Linked DNA regions of Homo sapiens: regions 1, 2 and 3 are each linked to region 4. The links are chromatin loops, found by intact Hi-C in ENCODE. Cell type or tissue: Caco-2. All regions are shown on one strand. Region 1 holds the start of LINC01621 (long intergenic non-protein coding RNA 1621). Region 2 overlaps SH3BGRL2 (SH3 domain binding glutamate rich protein like 2). Region 3 has its middle 83 kb from the start of SH3BGRL2. Region 4 holds the start of LOC107986614 (a long non-coding RNA gene).

The links. A loop is a pair of places that touch in the nucleus more often than their neighbours do. Peaks named below come from ENCODE experiments on the same cell type or tissue, not always from the same donor. Only the 100,000 strongest peaks of a DNase experiment are listed, where the experiment ranks them.
Region 1: it touches region 4 in a loop (4-fold over the local background); 8 of 110 quality-filtered maps call a loop at or near these places.
Region 2: it touches region 4 in a loop (4-fold over the local background); 3 of 110 quality-filtered maps call a loop at or near these places.
Region 3: it touches region 4 in a loop (4-fold over the local background); 2 of 110 quality-filtered maps call a loop at or near these places.

Annotation. Positions count from the first base shown.
Region 1 is chr6:79,811,874-79,816,873 of GRCh38, reverse strand. LINC01621 (long intergenic non-protein coding RNA 1621) reads left to right here and starts at 4,628. Exons shown (of 5, transcript NR_131786.1): 1 at 4,628-4,754. In Caco-2, a CTCF peak has its summit at 2,839 (motif pointing right); a DNase peak (open chromatin) is centred at 2,823.
Region 2 is chr6:79,670,123-79,675,122 of GRCh38, reverse strand. SH3BGRL2 (SH3 domain binding glutamate rich protein like 2) reads right to left here. Exons shown (of 4, transcript NM_031469.4): 2 at 1,324-1,509. Among named protein-coding and RNA genes, the nearest start is that of SH3BGRL2, 41 kb to the right of the region's middle. In Caco-2, a CTCF peak has its summit at 2,256; DNase peaks (open chromatin) are centred at 1,962 and 3,372.
Region 3 is chr6:79,712,008-79,717,007 of GRCh38, reverse strand. No RefSeq gene overlaps it. Among named protein-coding and RNA genes, the nearest start is that of SH3BGRL2, 83 kb to the right of the region's middle. In Caco-2, a CTCF peak has its summit at 3,112 (motif pointing right); a DNase peak (open chromatin) is centred at 3,127.
Region 4 is chr6:79,866,778-79,871,777 of GRCh38, reverse strand. It overlaps LOC107986614 (a long non-coding RNA gene), which reads left to right and starts at 388. Exons shown (of 3, transcript XR_001744216.3): 1 at 388-1,514; 2 at 3,288-3,485. RefSeq lists an enhancer at 1,805-1,914 and a silencer at 1,903-2,080. In Caco-2, CTCF peaks have their summits at 2,032 (motif pointing right) and 3,448 (motif pointing right); DNase peaks (open chromatin) are centred at 1,997 and 3,427; H3K4me3 peaks cover 503 bases.

The sequences.
Region 1 (5,000 bases), 55 kb after region 4:
GACAGGGTCTCCCTATGTTGCCCAGGCTGGCCTTGAACCCCTGGCCTCAAGCAATTCTCCTGCCTTGGCCTTCCAAAGTGCTGGAATTATAAGCATAAGCCATGGTCCCGGCTTTGGTTAAACTCTTCTAATGGATCAAATAAATTATTTAAATATTGCTTTCTCAGCAAGGCATTTTCTCATCACCTTTTCTAATGTTGTATGCCCCCTTCAGCACTGTTTATCACACTATCACTTTATCCTCTTTATCAACTCACTTCCATCAGTATGATCTTGTGTATTCTTGTTTATTTGTATATTGACTATTTCCTCCACTACAACATAAATGTAGCGTGCGTGCCTTTTTTTGTTCAGTAGAATATCACAATGCCTTAGCATAAGTCTGAGAAGGTAGTCGCTTTTAAACAGACAATTGCGAATTGGTGAAAGAAAATCTTTTAAGGAGTCTAATACACAGAAAAAGAGCTCAGAGCAAAGCTGTTCTGGTTTTATGGGAAGAACGGAGGGAACGGTTAGTTGTAATGGTAGACAGACCCTCACTCGAACCTTTCTTCTGGTTCCTCCTGAGGCTTCTCAGAGAACAACTTGAAAATCTGGAGCACTGTAGGGAGGGGAGAAGCCAGCAAGACAGAGCTGCCTTGGTCAATAATCTTTAAAATAGTTTTAAAACATCACTGCGATAAATCTGTTGTATTGGTCAGGGGTCTCTAGAGGGACAGAACTAATGGAATAGAGATATATACAAAGGAGAGTTTATTAAGTGTTAACTCACATGATCACAAGGTCCCACCATAGGCCATCTGCAGGCTGAGGAGCAAGGATAGCCAGTCCGATTTCTAAAACTGAAGAACTTGGAGTCTGATGTGCAAGGGCAGGAAGCAGCCACCACAAGAGAAAGATGTAGGCTGCGAGGCTAGGCCAGTCTCTCTTCAAATTTTTCTGTCTTCTTATACTTTAGCTGAGCTGGCAGCTGATTAGATTGTGCTCACCCAGATTAAGGGTGGGTCTGCCTTTCCCAGCCCACTGACTGGAATATTAATCTCCTGTGGCAGCACCCTCACAGACACACCCAGGAGCAATACTTTGTATCCCTCAATCCAATCAAGTTGACACTTAGTATTAACCATCACATTAGTAAAAATAGTAGCCAGGGTCTATTCATGGTTTTATACATTACTTGCAAAATGCCTTTCATTGACACGGAAGCCTCAAATAGTAACAAGCAAACAACTAAAAACTTCCTTTGCTGAGCCGAAACATCTTTGGTAAATAGTTTTGTGATAGGTATTTGAATGTTGCTTGGGAGGGCTATCAGCCAGGCCACTAGCAAACAAATCCTCAAGCCAACTAGGAAAGTCTCTAAAAGTGGGTAGGCAATAACATTGGGAAAACAAACTGTAAGCGTGGTACTGTTTTCTGGCATCAAGTTATTGGTTTTGTCACTGAAATAGTAAACAATTCACTTCCCAAGAAGTTGTCTGGTTTAGAAAATTGCATGTAATAAATTTCTTATTCTGAACATTAAGAAAGCAATAAATAATTTTAAGAAATTATTTTTTCCCATTATCCAAAAATATATAACAAATATTTTCTTTAAAAATATTGATTTGTAGGGCTACCTTTCCCAAAATATTCATACGTCTTGACCTTGCCTGGAATAAATGCATGATATTCTCAAGGGAATACATCTCATTTGACAAAGCCCACCACACTCCTCCAACCATAATGACGTGAATCCTGGACAGATGGCTAGACTCTCTCACAAGCCCCAAAGCTCTATTGAATTCTTGCCTTAATGAAAGAATAATTGCTTTAGACTGTAAACTTCCTGATTGCTCTAGTGGAGATGATACTTAGGATGAGAAATCAAATATTTTTCAAGGCATTTGATTTTTTTATATAGAACCAAATTTTAATTATTTAAAAATTATATTTAAATATTTTGAAATAATGTTTTCACTTAAGTATTACAACTCCAAGAATAGGACAACAGGTTTTGGAAAACAGACCTATGCCTTGTAAGCATAGGCACAATGCAAATGTTGATTTGTTGACAGCTGAAAGTAGGAAAAAAGAAGGAACCGAAAAAGGACCAATCCTTGGTATTAGTCAGGACTTTTTAGTACAAATTCAGAAACCTCATATCACACTAACATTTATTATTATAAAGGCATTTATTGGCTCATAACTGAAACACCCAGCAGTACACATGGCTTCAAACACAACTGGAATTGGGGGCACAAGGGATGTCACCAGGTTCAGTTTCTCTCTATCTCAGCTTTTCTTGCTCTATGGTGACTTGATTCCCAGCTCCGCTTTGCAGAGCTTAGACAGCTTCCAGGCTCACACTGTTTTTACCATTATCTGTGTGAGTGGAAAATAGTACCTGCCTCTTCCTGGACTGTATTAGTGAAAGTGTCAGTGGGTCTTACTGGCTTTCTCTGAGCCAGTCACTGCAGCCTGAGGAATATCACAGATCAGAAAGGACTGCTAAGATCTAGGAGAGTCCAACCATATGTAGGTCAAAGTTACAGGACAGGGACTAAGGTCCAGGGAAGAAGATCCAGTTCCTGCCCCACTGATAGAGGCAGCCTGAATTTGGGCAAGTTTCTTCATCTCTCTCAGCTTCATTTCTTCTTGGATAAAAATTCCTAGTTTATAATGTTTAGAGGATTAAATGAAATAAATAAAGCACCTAACAGAATAGTAGACTCTCAATACATTTTAAAGATGATTTAATTTTTATTCTATTTCTTTTCTGGCCTTTGAGTCCAGTCACTGCATAAGCATCAATGACCACTGTCGCCACTAGGTGGCAATCATGTGATGGAAGGTAATGGCCTGACTTTCTGGCCAGTGAAAAATTAAGAATTGGCTGAAACCTGACAATTGGCAGTGAGAGGAAAGCGTGGGGGACTGTGAGTCCAATTCCTGCTGCACTGAAACCACGCTGTGTGACCTTCATCAAGGTCTGAATTGATCTATAGCCTGGATTTCCTCAAGTAAAACTTGGAGGCCAATTCAGTCTTCATTTGTCTATAAAATCTTTTGAATCTGTAAAAAGAGAGTCTTATAGAGTAATAACTGTGACTGTAATCTCAAAAGCCAAAAACTGTTCAACAGTCTTGATTGTTAATATATAGCTTAAAAATATGATTGTATGAAGCATAATCCATTCATTTATTGCTAAGTTTTAGCTACCCCAGGGATCCAAAAAGAGTTCATGCAATTTTGTAAGGTGACTAATGGGCTCGCAGAGATGCTGTCAAGTTATACACAGCCCAGAAAATCATCCTCTGAGGCATGCAAGTCAGAAAACTCACTATTAAAAAAAGTCACACTGAGCAGCTTCAAAAGTATTTTTCCGCCATGTAATTATGTTTTAATGCTAGGTTCTTAAAATCACTTGGAAAAGAAGAAGCAGCTTAAAAAATTTCAGGTCTGAAATGTGTTAGAAGTATCTGGAGCAGCAGGAGGATGAATCAGGAAGTGACATTTAATTGGGTTTAAGAACAAAAATGATGACTCTCCACTTTTGCATGAATCAAGCCTTTATAACAAAGTTGAAATAAGATGATGTGATAAAAATTAGCATTTATCTGATATAATAGATTGGGGGGATATTGTATTTTCTTAATATGAAATTCTTTAGTATAAGGAAGTTATGTGCTGGTTCCATCTTGATTAGTATAAAAATCCTTGTAAAAGGAGAACCAATTGAAATTCCAGGGGTGTCCACACGTTTCTTCATTCCATGGAGATGTGGAACAGCCTAGTCTAAATACTTGACCTTTATTTCTCAGCATGCTTTTTTTTTAGGATAAAGCCTCCTGAATTCTTAAACCTGGAAGGTAGGGGCGAGGATTTGTTGGTGGCGTGTGGATCAAATGAGTTCAGGTTTTCTTTATCCTTTATAAATCTCAACTTTGCTTTACACAGTGCCTTATCAGAGGGGAGAGATCATTAAGGTATATATGTGGGGTTTTTTTATTTGTTATTTTTTTGCTGCTATAGAGGTATCTGAGAGAATGAGGACTGTTTTGCTTTTACCTCTCTATTTTTCCCTTCTCTATTTAAAGGAGGTAGCCAGAACCGTTGCCCTCTGGGTGGTTTGTTGTGAGGTCAGAGCAGAAAGCCCTGACCTTTAAGATTCCTTTAAGGCTTAAGATGCAGCATGCTGCCTGTGCCCCCAGTTTCTGATTCAGCAAGTCTGGGATGGAGTTCAAGAATCAAGAATTGGCCTATATATATAAACTTTAAGTTCTGGGATACATGTGCAGAACGTGCAGGTTTGTTACATAGGTATACACATGCCATGGTGGTTTGCTGCACCCATCAACCGTCATCTACATTAGGTATTTCTCCTTCTAACTGTAACTACGGGACCCACGTGCTGAGAACCACTGCATTAAGGTAACTGCTCCTCCTGGCCACCTGGAAACCTACCTCCCTTGCCTGAAACCTGAGCTCACTGAGAGGGCTGGCACGGGCGGGAATGGGTCAATGAGTTTGTCCAGGGAACATGGAAGCTTTTGAAATGGGAGGAAGGGACATTCCCAAAGCCCCTTTCTTGGCACTGCCCCCAGTCAAGCTGCTACTCAGGTGAGAATGCTGTTTGAAGGGAAGCAGCTTGGTGCAGAACCAGGAGAGCCAGCCGCCTCAGTTAGAGCCTCGGAATGAAGATTCAGAGCACTCTGGACCCACTGAGAGACTTGCTCATTTTCTGGGCACCAAATAATCCTCCCAATTTTTAGGTAAACCCAGGGAGGAGGGGAGGAAACAAATAATGAAGATTGAATTTCTTGCAATTCAGTGACATAGGGGATGGCAGCCATATTGAATTTGATTTGAAGAAAATAGGTATTTCCTGCCTACCCAACTTTTAGTAGATGCCACATCAACTACATGAATTTCTGGATTAAAACATACAATCTACATATATTAATATTTGTGGCCTTAATACAAGTTCTACCCTTGCCGTGGCTCTGTGTTCACTTGGC
Region 2 (5,000 bases), 200 kb after region 4:
TTGAACTATATACTTTGCAAACATTTTCAGGTATTACTTCATTTAGGTCTGCAGGCACAAGAGTACATTTTATATCCTTGGTAATCATGAATAAAATACACCCTTGGTTACCACACACTTCTCTCAATAAAATATAAAATAATGATATTAAAAACCCCATAAAATAACAATTTTCATTTTTATATAATATGCTTAAGAAATGCTTTTGAAACGATCACAAAGACAGACATTATCCCTTGCTTAAAGATAAGAAAACTGGGGCTTAAAAAGATAAGTAACTTTCCAAAGGTGTCCCAGCCGACATAAGGCAGTACTAGTGCTCAAACTTAAGTCTAATGCCATGTTCAGGATTCTCCTCAGGATGCTACAGGTAAGAATTCTCTGTATAATCTACACATGGCTTTATATTACAACTTCTCATTCTCCATTACGCACGTGGGGGAAAGGATTGTTTTCTTTGAAGCCACCAAAGGCTGTTATTCCTTTCCTCCACGCTAATTACAGCCTAGCTATTTATTTAATCTCAAGCACCTCAGCTCTGTGGCTCCTTCTTCTTTAGACCGTCCTTAAATAACTATAGTACAGGTCCAAAAATAAACACTGACTTAGATACTTAGAGATATGGCAAAAGGCAAATCCTAACTTACTCATTAGAAAGAAGTTTCTCAATTATTTTTCTTAACCTAAGGAGTACGCAAGTAGGTAAATAGATGAAAGTGACTTTTTCATCTTCTCGTATGCTACATGCAGCAGGAAAGCACCTGATATATGTTCATATATGAGGTGCACTGATATTCTTAATGATCCCTCTGGCTCATTATCATAAGAAATGGAACTCTGGTTTACGATTAGCTATTAGCAGTTATTTATACCATAAAGGGATATTCAAAGATAATTATCCCCCTCTACTACTCTGCCCCCTAAAATGTATTAATCAAAAAATAATTTGATTAATAATTTAATAATTAAAATGATTATTTTTAATGCTTCAAAATTTAGAACATAATACACACATACATACATACATACACACATACACAGAGCTTCCCTTCCTACTTCTGTTTCCAAAGCAAAGACAGAGCTCAGATTGACAGACACACGTGCACTTACATTCACATACCACACAACCCTCGCACATACATACACAGTCCATGACCTTGGACTCACATCCCTTCTCAACTTCACCCTCTGTTAGACATGTGGATCTGAATGGGCATTGGGTGAAGAAGTCACAGTCTTCACTGGAAAAACCCACCTGCACTCTAGGTGGCATGTGTTCTGAACAATAAAAAGAAACAGCATGATAACAGTCTAGCCACTTACTCCACAGTATCGGTCGCCATTAAATATCTGAGGTGGCAGGGGGTTGCCCTGAGTGGGTTTCTTTTCCGGGGGGACGTTTTTGTACATCCATTGCCTCTGTTCTTCTGACATTGTGATATCCACCTCCTCAAACTCTATCTTGTTGGCTTCCAGAAATCTAACCACATCTTGCTGCTTCTTCTTTATCTAAAGAGAGAAGACAAACAAATAAGTAGATACGCTTATCTGAAACAGTATGTATATACTTCCAAACTGAACTAGATTTATGTCATTGATACAAAAAAAGAGGTGATTTATGTAGGTGTCATGCACTGTCCACTCACTAGATATCCAGTGGAAGACTGAGCCAGCCCCAACACAGTCGTTTCTTTGATGTTGTTATTGCTATTTTGAGATGGGGTCTCTCTATGTTGCCCAGGCTGGTCTCAAACTCCTGGGCTCAAGTGATCTACCCACCTCGGCCTCCCAAAGTGCTGGGATTACAGGTATGAGCCACTGCACCCGGCCACTAACACGGTCGTTTCTTCAACCTAGACTCCCCAGAACTCTGGAGCACAATTCAGGTAGCTTGGAAAGAATGGACTATGAGATGACAGAGTGCCTTAGTTCTCAGTGGGCCATAACCACTCCCCATCCCACCCCAACCCCACCCTCACCCTTGCAAGAAGTTGACATCTATGGTCATAAAAGCTCCCTTTGCCCAAAACCATCTGAAAACCACGTATAGACTATCTGAGATGTTGACATTTCATTGATTCATGACAGCAGCAACATTTTTATTCCCCTCAGCAGCCTTCTTCAGAAATTCCACAGCTGTAGCCACTACCATGAAAGCATCCTTTCATCAGTTCACAGGAGAAAAATGTTCTCCACTTCTAAGGTGAGAGTAAACAAAGAATATCATCTTACTTTGAACTCTGTTTCTTAACCCTTTTCATTCCTCTGATCTTTCACTTTTCCTTCTTCAGTCACTAGGGGTCAGATGTGCTCTTGAGGAGCTGCAAATCCATCTCTGCAAAGTTTTCAAAATGTTGCCTACCTTCTTAATTTAAGAGTACATACTAATTGAGATGGAATGAAAACACAATAGTCTCTCCTTATCCATGGGGGATACATTCCAAGACCCCCAGAAGACACCTGAAATGACAGATAGTGCCAAACCCGTATATATACTATATTTTTTCAATCTGATGACCAGGAGGCATGTCCAGGTTTGTGTTTTAAAGAGATCACTTTAATAGTATGCAGCTTAAAAAGAAAAAAAACAGAAGCTCTGTATGTACTGTTAACATTGTTATGAAAAGCTCTCCAAGACATATTAGTAGGTTAAAAAGAAAAGCAGCAGAACTATATGTAGACTAAGCCCACTTTAAAAAAAAATGGAGAAAAATAAGAACGCATTTATATTTGCTTGTGTTTATACTGTTTTAAAAAATTCTTGAAGGTCATGTAAGAAACGAACAGAAGTGCTTATCCAAGGGCTAGAGGAGCAGGAATTGGGTAAGGAAACAAAGTGGGAGCAAGAGTTTTATTTTAAAATGTTTTGAAGATTATAATAAATGTGTTAATATTCAAAAGAGTAAAAAGAAGAAACATATTTTAATGAGAGAGAGGTGGCACCCTAGCTTCCACAGAACAGCTTGGAGGGTGGCAGTACACACCACAGAGATGCCCTGTTTTATACAAATCATGTTTTCCCAATGTGACATGAAGCAGAACTCAAAGCATTTTGTTGAGTCACTGGCCCCCATGATTCACTTATAAGAAAGGGCAGATGATTAAAAAGAAGACATGAAAAAACAAAACAGGTAAAACCTTAGAAAATTAGCTAGTACTAATAGCAAATCACCCAAATAACAAGGTAGGAGAAAGTTAATCCGTAGAAGGAAGTTTTCAAGTGGATGTTTATGATACTAGCATCAGGAAGGAAGATGTGTCACACTACCACAGCCTGTTTGTAAGGTCTGCAGAGGTGAACATGGCCTGGAACTAACAGCACCCACCCTAGGGTGGCGGGGGCAGGCAGTTCAGGAAGCAGGAACTTAGAGAAACACATCAGCCTACTGGGCGGGGCCCAGGTAACAGAGAGGCTTCCCATGCGGTAACAGGAAGCCATCAAGAGCACTTCATGTGCTGGGCTTAATTCCAGAGTCCAAATAGCCATAACATACACAATCATTTCCTTCACACAATGAATTTTTTTATTCTCCCCACATTTCAACTCTTCTGAAATGAAATGAATCTTACAATCAATATCAAAAGGAATTTCCTAAGCAAATGGAAGAGAAGTAAATTGTGGGCCAACAGTCACTGCTTTCACCTATGTCATTTTTTTGTTTTGTTTTGTTTTGAGACAGAGTTTCACTCTTGTTGCACAGGCTGGAATGCAAAGGTGTGATCTTGGCTCACCTCAACCTCCGCCTCCCGGGTTCAAGTGATTCTCCTGCCTCAGCCTCCAGTATGTGCCATCACGCCTGGCTAATTTTTGTATTTTCAGTAGAGATGGGGTTTCTCCACGTTGGTCAGGCTGAACTCGAACTCCCGACCTCAGGTGATCTGCCTGCCTCGGCCTCGCAAAGTGCTGGGATTATAGGCGTGAGCCACCGTGCCTGACCTCATCTATGTCATTTGATCCATGGGTGGAAGGTACCTTCAACTCACCTGGTTTTTTTTTTACTTAAACACCCTTGGAAGCAAAACAATGGTAGTTATTTACCCAGTAACCAATCTCCCTCTCTTTCTAAATACAGAAGGCTGGTTTTACTTAGAAAAGCAATGTGCTCAGCTACAACATCATGTTTACGCAAACACCTCTATTGTTAATCACATGACACAGTTCTGACCAATGAGATGTGAGGCAGACAGTCCTTGGGAAGGCTTCACTTAAATGAATGAAAACACAAAGCAGGCTTTTGCCCTTCTCTAGTCTGCTTACTTGCAGAAACGCAGATATGGTGCCTGGAGGTGCAGAAACCATTTCACAAATGTGAAAACAAACACCATAAATATGTGAAAATAATATATGCTCAAGCAGAAAGACAGTAGCCTGGGTCCTTAATGACATTTTGTAGCTGCCACCCCAGTCTCTTCATGCACAACCTATTCTACACCTTTCTGTATTAGACAAATAAACCCTTAATAAGTTACGCCACTCTTCATCCAGTTTTCTACAGCTTGCACCCAAATGCAATTCTTAATTGCTATTTAAAATGACTTCAGAAATACTGTATTATGATGAAGGATTGAAAATAACAGCTATAACTGCACAGTAGAGCCTGGCAATAAGAGCTGTAAGACATAAACTTAATATATGTGAGTGAATATTTGTCACTGGATAAACAGAGGAATTTTCTTAATTTACTCCATAGAGCAACAACCAACATGTTGGAGCTAAAACAGGCAGGTTATCTAAAAGGACGAAGAGTGCATTTCACCCTAACATTCAAACACTACTACACACCATACAAAGCAATTAAAGGGAACACAGAATCCCTTGCATTAGATTGGGAGTAGGCAAAATATGGCCCAAGGCCCAAATCCAGCCCACTGACCATTTTTACATGGCCTGCAGCCAAAAATGGTCTTTATATTTTTAAACAGTTGGGGGAAAAAAACAAAAGAATAATGGTATTCCATGACATGTAAAAGTTATATGAAATATAAACACCAGTGTCCAT
Region 3 (5,000 bases), 150 kb after region 4:
CATCTGTCAACCAAGCTAGAACATTTGAGTCCTTTACTCTCCATTTCCCCAAGAGTTAATAAGACATCTCCATGGCCATGACCCTAGTTCAAACTCTTATCATCCATAAATTAACTTTCTAAATGGTCTCTGAGCCTTTATTCTTCCCCACATCACCTTCTCCCATACCTCATCTTCTCTTCTCACTGCCAAACTCTGTGATTTCCTGAAAACACAAATGTGATTGCTTCACATTCTTACTTTAAATCCATCAATGCTTTTCAATATCTACAGGAGTGCTTCTCACACATTAATGTGACCCTGAATCACCTGGGGATCTTGTTAAAATGTGCTTCTAGCCTGGAGTGGAGTCTAGCAAGGTTCATGTGATGCTGCTGGTCCTCGGACCACACTTTGAGTAGTGGGGGTTTATAGGTTAATTTTCAAATCTTATAGTATAGCATACCAGGCTCATTACAATCTAGTCCATTGCCCAGAATACATCTGTGATACCTCTATCATGTGTAACCTTTATTCCACCTCGATCCCTTGCATATGCTATTGCCTCTGACCAATGCTGTCTCCTCCCAGCCTTCTTCCCCAGGAAACTTCCTTCTACTGATTAATTAGTTGGTTGATCATTCATTCATTCATCCATGATTGATCTTAAGAATGACCTCCTCTAACAAGACCTTTCCGGCAGACTCTCCAAGATAGAATTAGGTAAGTGTCCTTTCACTGTTTTAGTAGCACTTTCATCCTGGACACTTTTCAATTATATCATCTGACATAGACAATAATGGAGCTGCTTACACATATATGTTCCCCACCCTTACCCTGCAGCCACTCTGTGGTTCCTTGAGGGCAAACTCTATCTTACTCTCTTTGTTTCCTGCAGGTCCAGCACAATGCCTGGCACAAAATGAGCTTTCAGATATTTATTAAACTTTGTGCTTTACTTATGAAACGCCTCTCACCAACGTTGCAGGCAAGGGGTCTGAGTAGGTCAGGAGACTGAATTAATTGACCTTCACAATTTCCTAGCCACATTTCTTATATCTTTTGTCATTCAGGAAAATAGGCACCAGCTGTAGATTTGTCCATATTAAAAAGATAAAAATCAAATAAAATTTCCCTAATAACAGAGAAATAGATGTTTTACAAGCTGTTAGTATGAAATGGTTCAATAATATCACATTTGTTTCACATTTCTTAACAATTCACCTTTGGGTCTTTATCATGGTGATCTTTTTTTCTTAATAAAAATCTCACTAAAATTTTCATGAGGCCAGTGGTGAGAGAACAGAACTATATTAAGAGCCTTATGAAAAATATATTATACATCTTTCTCTAGAAACTGTCTTTTAATAATTTCATTGGATCATCAACTGCTTATCTTCATTCTAGCTTTGTAGCTCCTTTTTCTTTTATCATTAGAAGTGGCTAATAAAAAGGTAGATTAAAATACATTTGGCTGTTTGACCAGGTTTGAACATAATTTCCAACACCATGAACACTGGGAAGCAATGTTTATGTAAGAGAAGATCAACCTCCTCTTTTTTGAGCCCAGAACAGATATTATCAGAGGAAGAACAATCTTTCTTAACACAGTTGAGCCATTAGGTACAGTTTCATCTTCTGCCACTTTCAGCAACACAATCCAATATCTTGTTAATCATGGAAACTGCTGAGCTGTTTTATACATTTCTATACTTTAGCATATGCTCTTTGCTCTGCTTAAAACTCCCTTTCCACCCATCTGTCTAACTCTTCCTGATTTGTCAGACTTAAGTCAAATATCACTTGCTTGAGGTATGTGAACTGATTGCCTCAGCTGAGCTAGCCTCTTCCTGAGTTATCTGTAGTCTTTTGCACTGCCGGAAAATCTGATTTATTTGCATGACCCCAATCCCATCCCATCAGAGGCAGAGACTTTATATCTCCTGTGCCTGGTTACGTGTAGGCTTATATAATGCTTGTGGTAAGTGGGATATAATGCCTTTGCCCTCCTTCCCTCAAGCCCACCCCCAGAGAGATCACGTCCCAATTTCTGGCACTTGTGAATGCATCGCCTTACATATGCAAAAGTGACTTTGCAGATGGAATTAAGGATCTTGAGATGGGGTGTTTATTCTAGATTATTACGTGGGTGGGCCCAGTGTAATCACAGGGGTCCCTTTAAGATGCAGGTAGGAGTGTCAGAGTCAGAGTGATGCAGCCTTGAGCCAAGGCTTATAGGCGGTCTCTAGAAGCTAGAAAAGGCAAGGAAACGGATTTTCTCCTGGAGTCAACAGAAAGGAAAGCATCCCTACAGACACTTTGATTTTAGTCTGTGAGATTCATTTTAGACTTCTGACCTCCTGAATTCCAAAACATATTTTCGTTGTGTTAATTAAGCTACTAAGTTTGGGTATAGGAAACCAATAAGGTGCTCGATTAATGTTCTTTTGCAGAACGCATGAATAGAAAAGTGCCTCTGGGCTCATCTTCTCTGTCATTATGTTCTATCTCCCTGAGCAGCATGGAAAGCCCAGGTGAAGGGAACCCCAGGTGATGGCTCTCAGACCTGACAAGAAAGGTACCTTTCACACACCCATGGCTTCTGTCCCCAGCGTTCTGCTGGCCCAGCTAGCACAGCAGTGTGCTCCGCACTACAGCACTCCACCAAAACGCAAAGTCATGTTTATGTGCGTATTTTCTATTGCTAACCAATGCAAAATCCTGTGATTGGTGCTATAGGGAATCTTATGTGGTCTATGATTTATTTTAAAATTCTCTAGAACTCCTTGAGAATGAACACTGCAATCATGTGAATTGGAGCATAATGCCTCTGGCCATGGGCTCCTGCTCCCCGTCAGGTCTCCCCCTCCTTGTTCCCCCTAACAAAAGGAGAGGAATGCCCACCTCCTTCCAGAACCCAGGTTTCCTGACCCGCTTAAGTAACTTTCTGAAATACTGCAGCTTCCCCTTCCCCAGACCTTCATTTCCAATTTAACATAAATAAATCTCATATACTATAATAGACTTTTTTAAAGGGTAGATTTTATTTTCACAGCTATCTTCACAGGTTTTTTTATTTACCACGGTGAGGGTTAAAATGCAACACAAAGCCCACCCTGTAACTATACTCAGAGATGAGGCCTCTAGGTGTCGCTACCACCCAAGTCCTGTTATCAAAGGGCACTCGGCTGTACACATATGTGCCACACATTTAGTATTTTTTCAAGATTATACAGCAAATACATATATTATATATATATATATTTAATCACAGAACCTCACCATTTTCTTCTGCTCCATACTAACTCAAGTTTTTTGAGCAAAATTCTAACTGAGAGTAAATGATATACCTGATTACTTTTATATATTGTTCTTTAGTTCTGTTTCCCATGTCAGCACTAGAACATTCTGGATTTGCTTGACTATCAGAAGTATTTGTTAAAGGTGCACCCAGTTCCACAGACACATAAATAATTGTTTTTTTAATACAGCACTATTTTTTTTTTGCGGTATTTTCCCTTCCACTAGATTTGCATGCATTTTTTGGAAACAACTATGAGTTGATTTGGGTTTTTGAAAGCAAGTGGCAGCAAACATTAAAGGGCAGATGCACTTAGAGTTCTGGAAATACCCTGAAACTTCACTAGTCACTAACACTTGGTCCTTTCCCATTCTAAAATTTCAATTTATAAATGTAAGTGTATGGTATTTTGAATCTGAAATGAACGCTGGGTGGGAGAATTTAGAAGAGTTTGGAAAGGATGAAAACCTGCCCTCCAGTACCCCCTTTTCTGATTTCATGAGAATGTTTCTACACATTGCTAAATTTGGAAGACTTGCCTGTCTTGATTTGAAAATATGCGACAAGCTTTTACAAAAACCGTCAGTTCCATTTTTCCTCTTTATGCTAGAATTGTTTCCTTTTTTCATGAGTGTCCTTATTTATGCCATGGCATTGCATGATATTCTTCCTATTACACTGATGTGTAATTATTGCATTTTACTTCTGATGGATGCTGTAGGTCACATTTCATAGCCTAGGCGGAGACCTGAATAATTGGAATGTTTTATTTAAAGACAGTCCTTGCATCACTCTCTCTCTCTCTCTCTTTTGAGACAAGAGTCTCACTCTCACCAGGCTGGAGTGCAGTGGTGCAATCATGGCTCACTGCAGCCTTGTCCTCCCGGGCTCAAGTGATCCTTCCACTCAGCCTCCCAAGTAGCCGGGACTATTGGCGTGGACCACCACACACGACTAATTTTTCTATTTTTTATAGAGATGGGGTTTCACCTCGATGCCCAGGCTTGTCTCGAACTCCTGGACTCAAGCAATCCCCTCGCCTTGGCCTCCCAAAGTGCTGTGATTACAGGCGTGAGCCACCACACCTGCCTCTCACTTTTTTAAACTGAGACTTAGTAGAACTAAAAATTAAGACTAATGTCCCCCTATATATGTACATATGTTCATACACACACACACACACACACACATATATCTAAAAATGAATGTTTTCCAAATCTTACATTTAATATTTATGCAGTCATTTTCTGACAGATTTGCATATAACCAAAGTTATTGTTAGGAAAGAACTTTGACTACAATCAAGGTTATTGTAAGACGAGAGAACATGCTGTTTTTATCATCCACCCACTTGCTCTACCCAAGAAAAATACTGAACAGCAGTTAGCTCATATTAAGGGCTATATCTAGTAACTGCTAAACCGTCAGACTTCTGTCAGGCAAGCAATTCATGTTGATTTCTGACTTTAGAGCTGAAATTAATAAGGAGCCCATGAAGGCCAGAGTTTTTCTCAGGGAAACAACCCAAAGGTTATATTAGTGACAGAACTTACTGTGCTAGTTAAGGGTTAAAAAATGTGTATGAATATAAAAGAACATCAATCAAATGGAAATAAGTGGGCAGTTACATAATAAAATAAAAATAAATAGTCTCATGATTTGGTCTGCTTTCATCGTAAGCCAGCTGTAACTCTTCCTTTTGGCTGTTGGCGAAACCAGA
Region 4 (5,000 bases):
CCCCATCCCAGTACTACTAGATCAGAATACCCAGGAGCTAAGGCCTGAAAGTGTGTGCATTTTAAAAGCTGAGAAAGATTTTGGAATCACTGCCCTTTCCTTTGTTATCTAAAGAACGTTATTTCTTTTTTATATATATTTTTAATTTAAAAACATTATACTTTAGGTTCTGCGATACATGTGCAGAACGTGCAGGTTTGTTACATAGGTATACACATGCCATGGTGATTTGCTGTGTCCACCAACCCATCATCTACATTAGGTATTTTTCCTAATGCTATTCCTTCCCTACCCCCCAACCCCCTGACAGGCCCTGGTGTGTGATGTTCCCCTCCCTGAGTCCAAGTGTAAAGAACCTCATTTCTAAAGGAATGAGCTATTGAGACCCAGGCTTCTGAGCTCAGACCTCCAGCGAAGAAAGGACAAAGCCCATTCACCCTTTGGTTGACCCTTCCATATTTTCCTTTGATGCTTCCTTTTTATTTCTAGCAAACATTTCCTATTTGATTCTGCTCGGAGGTATACAAACAGGCCTCCTCATATACTCAAGTACCAGCGCTGTATGTTGGAAAGAGTTGAATAAGGCAGATGTGCATTTGCATATTGGCTGTCTCTATGACCTTCGCCTAGTTACTTCACTTCTTTAAGCTGACATTTCCACATCTGCAAAAATGTGGGCAATAATAATAACATTACAGGGTTACAGTGAAGATTAAATTAGATAACAAGATATAGAGCCTGGAACATATTATCTTATGTAATTATTATTGCCTTCCTTATGTGTTATTTTTAAAAGTGTGAGTACCTAATGTCTCAATTTCCTGAGCAAATACCTGCCACCCGACTTTGTGAAATTACAGATAAGGGCTAACATGGTTACAGGATCCAGTGTATTTGCGTAGCAAGGCTAAGGGACAATCTATTTAAAAGGGGGCAACTTCCAGGGGCTTTGTCTTGAAACTGTAAAGCAAGACATTTGCTTTTGCTTAGATTCTGTGATCTTTGTTTGCGTGGCTTGAAAGAGACTAAAAGCTACCCTTCTCCCTAATCACCCCTTAATACTGCCATTGGTGGTAGGGGCCCCTATCACCAGAATTCTGTCATTAATATCTCTACCTTGCCTTGACTCCACTAAAGCCAATGAGTGTGGACATGGTTGTGATAGATACTCCTATTCATTCATTCAACAAGCAATCATGGAACACCTACGTTGCAGAAACTGTCCTTTAAGGAACTCAGATGGAACCTGCGAGTCATCTCTGGATTCTAGAACCCATGTTCTGGCTCCATGCCACTGCTGTAGACACTATCCTGTGTCATTAAACACTAAAAGCAGTGTTTTGTAAAGCAATCTCAGGTGTATCAATCCCTCATCGGCTGGCGCAGACCTCCAGCCATCCATTTCCTAAGTTTAACAGAGGAACTAAAATTCCAAGACCCAATTCCACAGTCGTTGATGAGCATAAGCACTTCAGCCATCATCTCCTCTGCGATGAAGTGGTCATTCTCTGAGGGTAGGAATAGGTTTCTTCTTTGTTTTTAATTCCAAGCCTGTAGTGTATTTCAATGTCAATTCATTTAAACTTATTTACTAGCTATCAGGCACAGGCACATCACAGAAGACAGATAAGCATCTCCACCTTCCAAAACTTGCTGTCTACATGAGTACTCTTTGACAAATTATTTGGGGTGAGTGGGGTTTCTTTAGCATGAAAATGACAACATCTATCAGTGTTTAGTGGTGAGTACAGCCCAGGGTTAGACATCAACTGTCAGCTTAGGCTGTTGTACAGAGGCATTTTTTTCCATTGTATTTTTAAGTGAAACAAGGGAAACTCCATTTCCGCTATTGGGAGTAAGGCCACTTTCTTGTGCAGGCCCCCACCGCAGCCCCTCCAGGAGAAAGTAGGTGAGCTCTCTCGGACGTGGCCTTTCCGGGGTTGGAGCCGGCAGCACCGCCCAGCAGGGCTTCCGCTCGGCGTGTGTGATGTCCTTGGCGGCCGCTAGAGGGAGGTGAGAGCCTGAGGCAGCAGCGCGAGGAGCCGCACCGCCCAGGCCACCTGGGCTCCAAGGCCCAGGACCTCGCGCCCTGGCTCAGCAGTCACTCAGCTAGATTTCGAATGCCCTGGAAAACAGCGTGAAAACAGAGTTCAATCAAAGATAGGGTTGCCAGGTAAAGTACGACAGCCCAGTTAAATCTGAATTTCAGATAAACAACAAATACAAATACTTTTTAAAAAATCGTTATCTGAAATTCATATTAAAATAAAATCCAGACTGGGTGCCCTGGACTTTTATTGACTAAATCTGGCAACTCTAACCAAAGAGCAAAGGGCCCTTGGAAAGACTGAAAGCCCTTTTAAGGTACAGAGGAGGGAAAGACAATATTTACTACCTGTTAACTGAATATTGGACAAAGTATTGCATCCCGTAGACTGGAAGAGGCTGTTCTTGTCACAGTTGGCAGAGACGCAGCCCTGCAGCCTGTGGCCTTGTCTAGGACAGACGTGAGGAAAGGTCCTCCCCACCTTAGAAAATTTCCTCCTTTATCTTCTCCAAGGCCGAATGCGTTGCTAAAGTCCTCTCTGTGTTCATTCAGGAATTTCTCCTAAAGATGCAATTATCAGAAGAACACAAACAAAGCAAAGAACACGAGCAAAATGCAAGCAAACACACACACACAAACACACAAAGAAAAATACACAGAAAAAGAAAAACACAAGTAAAGAACAGAAAAAAAAAAAAAAAAAAAGTCCGTTGACTTTTCCAGAGAGATTACTTGGCAGCTTGTTGGAAATAAGTACCAGCCTAGGAAAAACACATTAAAAGCCCAGGTGGAGAGGCAATAAAAAAGAAGGGAACAAAGCATCAAGATAAAAATGAGGGCCACAGAAAGAGTCTGCCGTTACTAATGCTACATCCCTGGTTAACAACAATATTGTCCAGGGCTGGAGCCTTTCAGAGGGTAGCTCACACCAAGTTAACAGAATGACATCTGAGCACCTGGAATGCCCCATCGTGATTGCTATTCATTGGTGGTAATAGTTTTCGCAGACTGAATAAACTCCATCAGTGAACGGAGCTCTACTGTCTTTTGGTCCTGAAGTGGAGATTAATTACAAGGGGCGTGTGCTCACCCGCAACCAGCTCCTCTCTCTTCACTGCTTGCTCGCTTTCCTTATTCAGAGTCACCAAAGGTACGGGGAATACTGAGAAGGTTCTTAGAACAAATATCTCCAGAAAGCTCATAAAAGGAGTCATTCCTCCTTTGCTTCCTTTTTCCCAAGGTCACGATCAAGCAAAAACTTCCTATTTGCAAGGAGAGGCTGCCTTAGCCTCGAGAGGAGGACATGTAAATTACTGACCTTGAAGACACTGCACTACCCTGCGGCACTGCAGACCTTTAAAAAAAAAAAACAACCCAAAAGACCAATGACGCTAATATCAAGTTAAATCAGCAGGGGGCACAATTTCTCCACAATGTGGTAAGCTGCTTTTTCTGATTAGAAGGAAAAATGCCTAAGCTGTTTCTTTGTGCTGTTTTGAATCGGCGTTACCTGATAATCCAAACATTAAAATGTCGTGCACAAATTCATTTTCCACAGAAACAGGCAACATAAGCCATCCAAAGGGAGTTGGCAAATTTACTGACAGTGCCTTGCTGATTATATCATTTCTGCATCCGTGAGTTTTTATTTTTTAAAATAAGCAACCATGGGGTGGGTGTGTTCAAAACTGTAAATACAAGCAGTGCTATGGAACCTGTGGCCACATATTTATTTAGAGTCTTTCTCTAGAAACTCCCAGCCTGACAGCGACTCCCGTTTTCTGGGTATCTAGGAAAGATGTCGTCTATTGATTTCATCAAGAATTGCAGCAGATACTTTCAGGGGCTGTGTTTTATAGCTGTCTTGCACATCTTCCAACACTTTGCGCACTCATAATGCCTCATAATCCAATTTATTATATTCTCTTTTTGATTTGTTAAAAAGAAAGAGAAATCAATGACCTTGTTTCTTAGGGTTTCCATATGTGTGACATGGAATGATCTAGCAATGCCCAAGTGTCGGCTCCTGTATTTGTACCTGGCCCTGGCTCAGTGCTGTTTGATATTACTGTATTTCTCTTGGCATTCATTTTACCACCTTTGGGGGGAAAAAAGTTAGGAATATCAGAAGAATTCAGGAAATCTTATCACTAAAGGGTTAAAGTGTTCTTCAAAATTATTACTGTTAAATGCAGTATTAATAACAGACTACAGTCATGTAGAACTCACTGTGTTTTAGGCTTGATTCCTTTGTATTTATTAACTCATCAACAAAAAAAGAAAGGGGTTAAGAAATTTGCCAAAATTCACTTATGTAGTAAGTGAGGCAGAAATTTAAACACATGCAGTTTGGCTGTAAACACTATGTGCAAGGTGTATGATTTAAAATTTTTAATTTTTAATAAGTAATAATTCACAGGTAGATTATTATTTTTAATTCATGGATTTTTAAAATAAAAATGTTATACGTTGAGTTTTGCTTCTATTCTATCCACCCGGTCAGCCCCCCTCCTTACAGTATACCTTTCCAGTACTTTATGCAGTTGCAAACCAAAACAAATACATATTCTTTTCCTCTTCTTTATGACACTATGGGCATCATAATGTGTTCACTATTCTGAACTTTTCTTCTGAGCCATCTATCCTGGATACCTTCCCACAATGTAACAGAGAGGCTGTCTTCATTCTTTTTCAGCACCTAGTGTTCCATTTTGAGGACATACTGCACTTTATTTAACCAGTCCTCTCTTTATGGAAATGGGTTGTTTCTTAGGCTATTACAAACAATACCATAACACATCACTTGTGCATGTCATTTTGTAACTGTGCAGAGATTTCCATAGGATAAACTCCCTGTTATAGGTTAATTGAGTTAAAGGGTGAAAGCATCTGTAATACTGTATGGAAACTGCTACATGGTCCCCTCTCAGAGCTGTACCACTTGGGTTCCTAC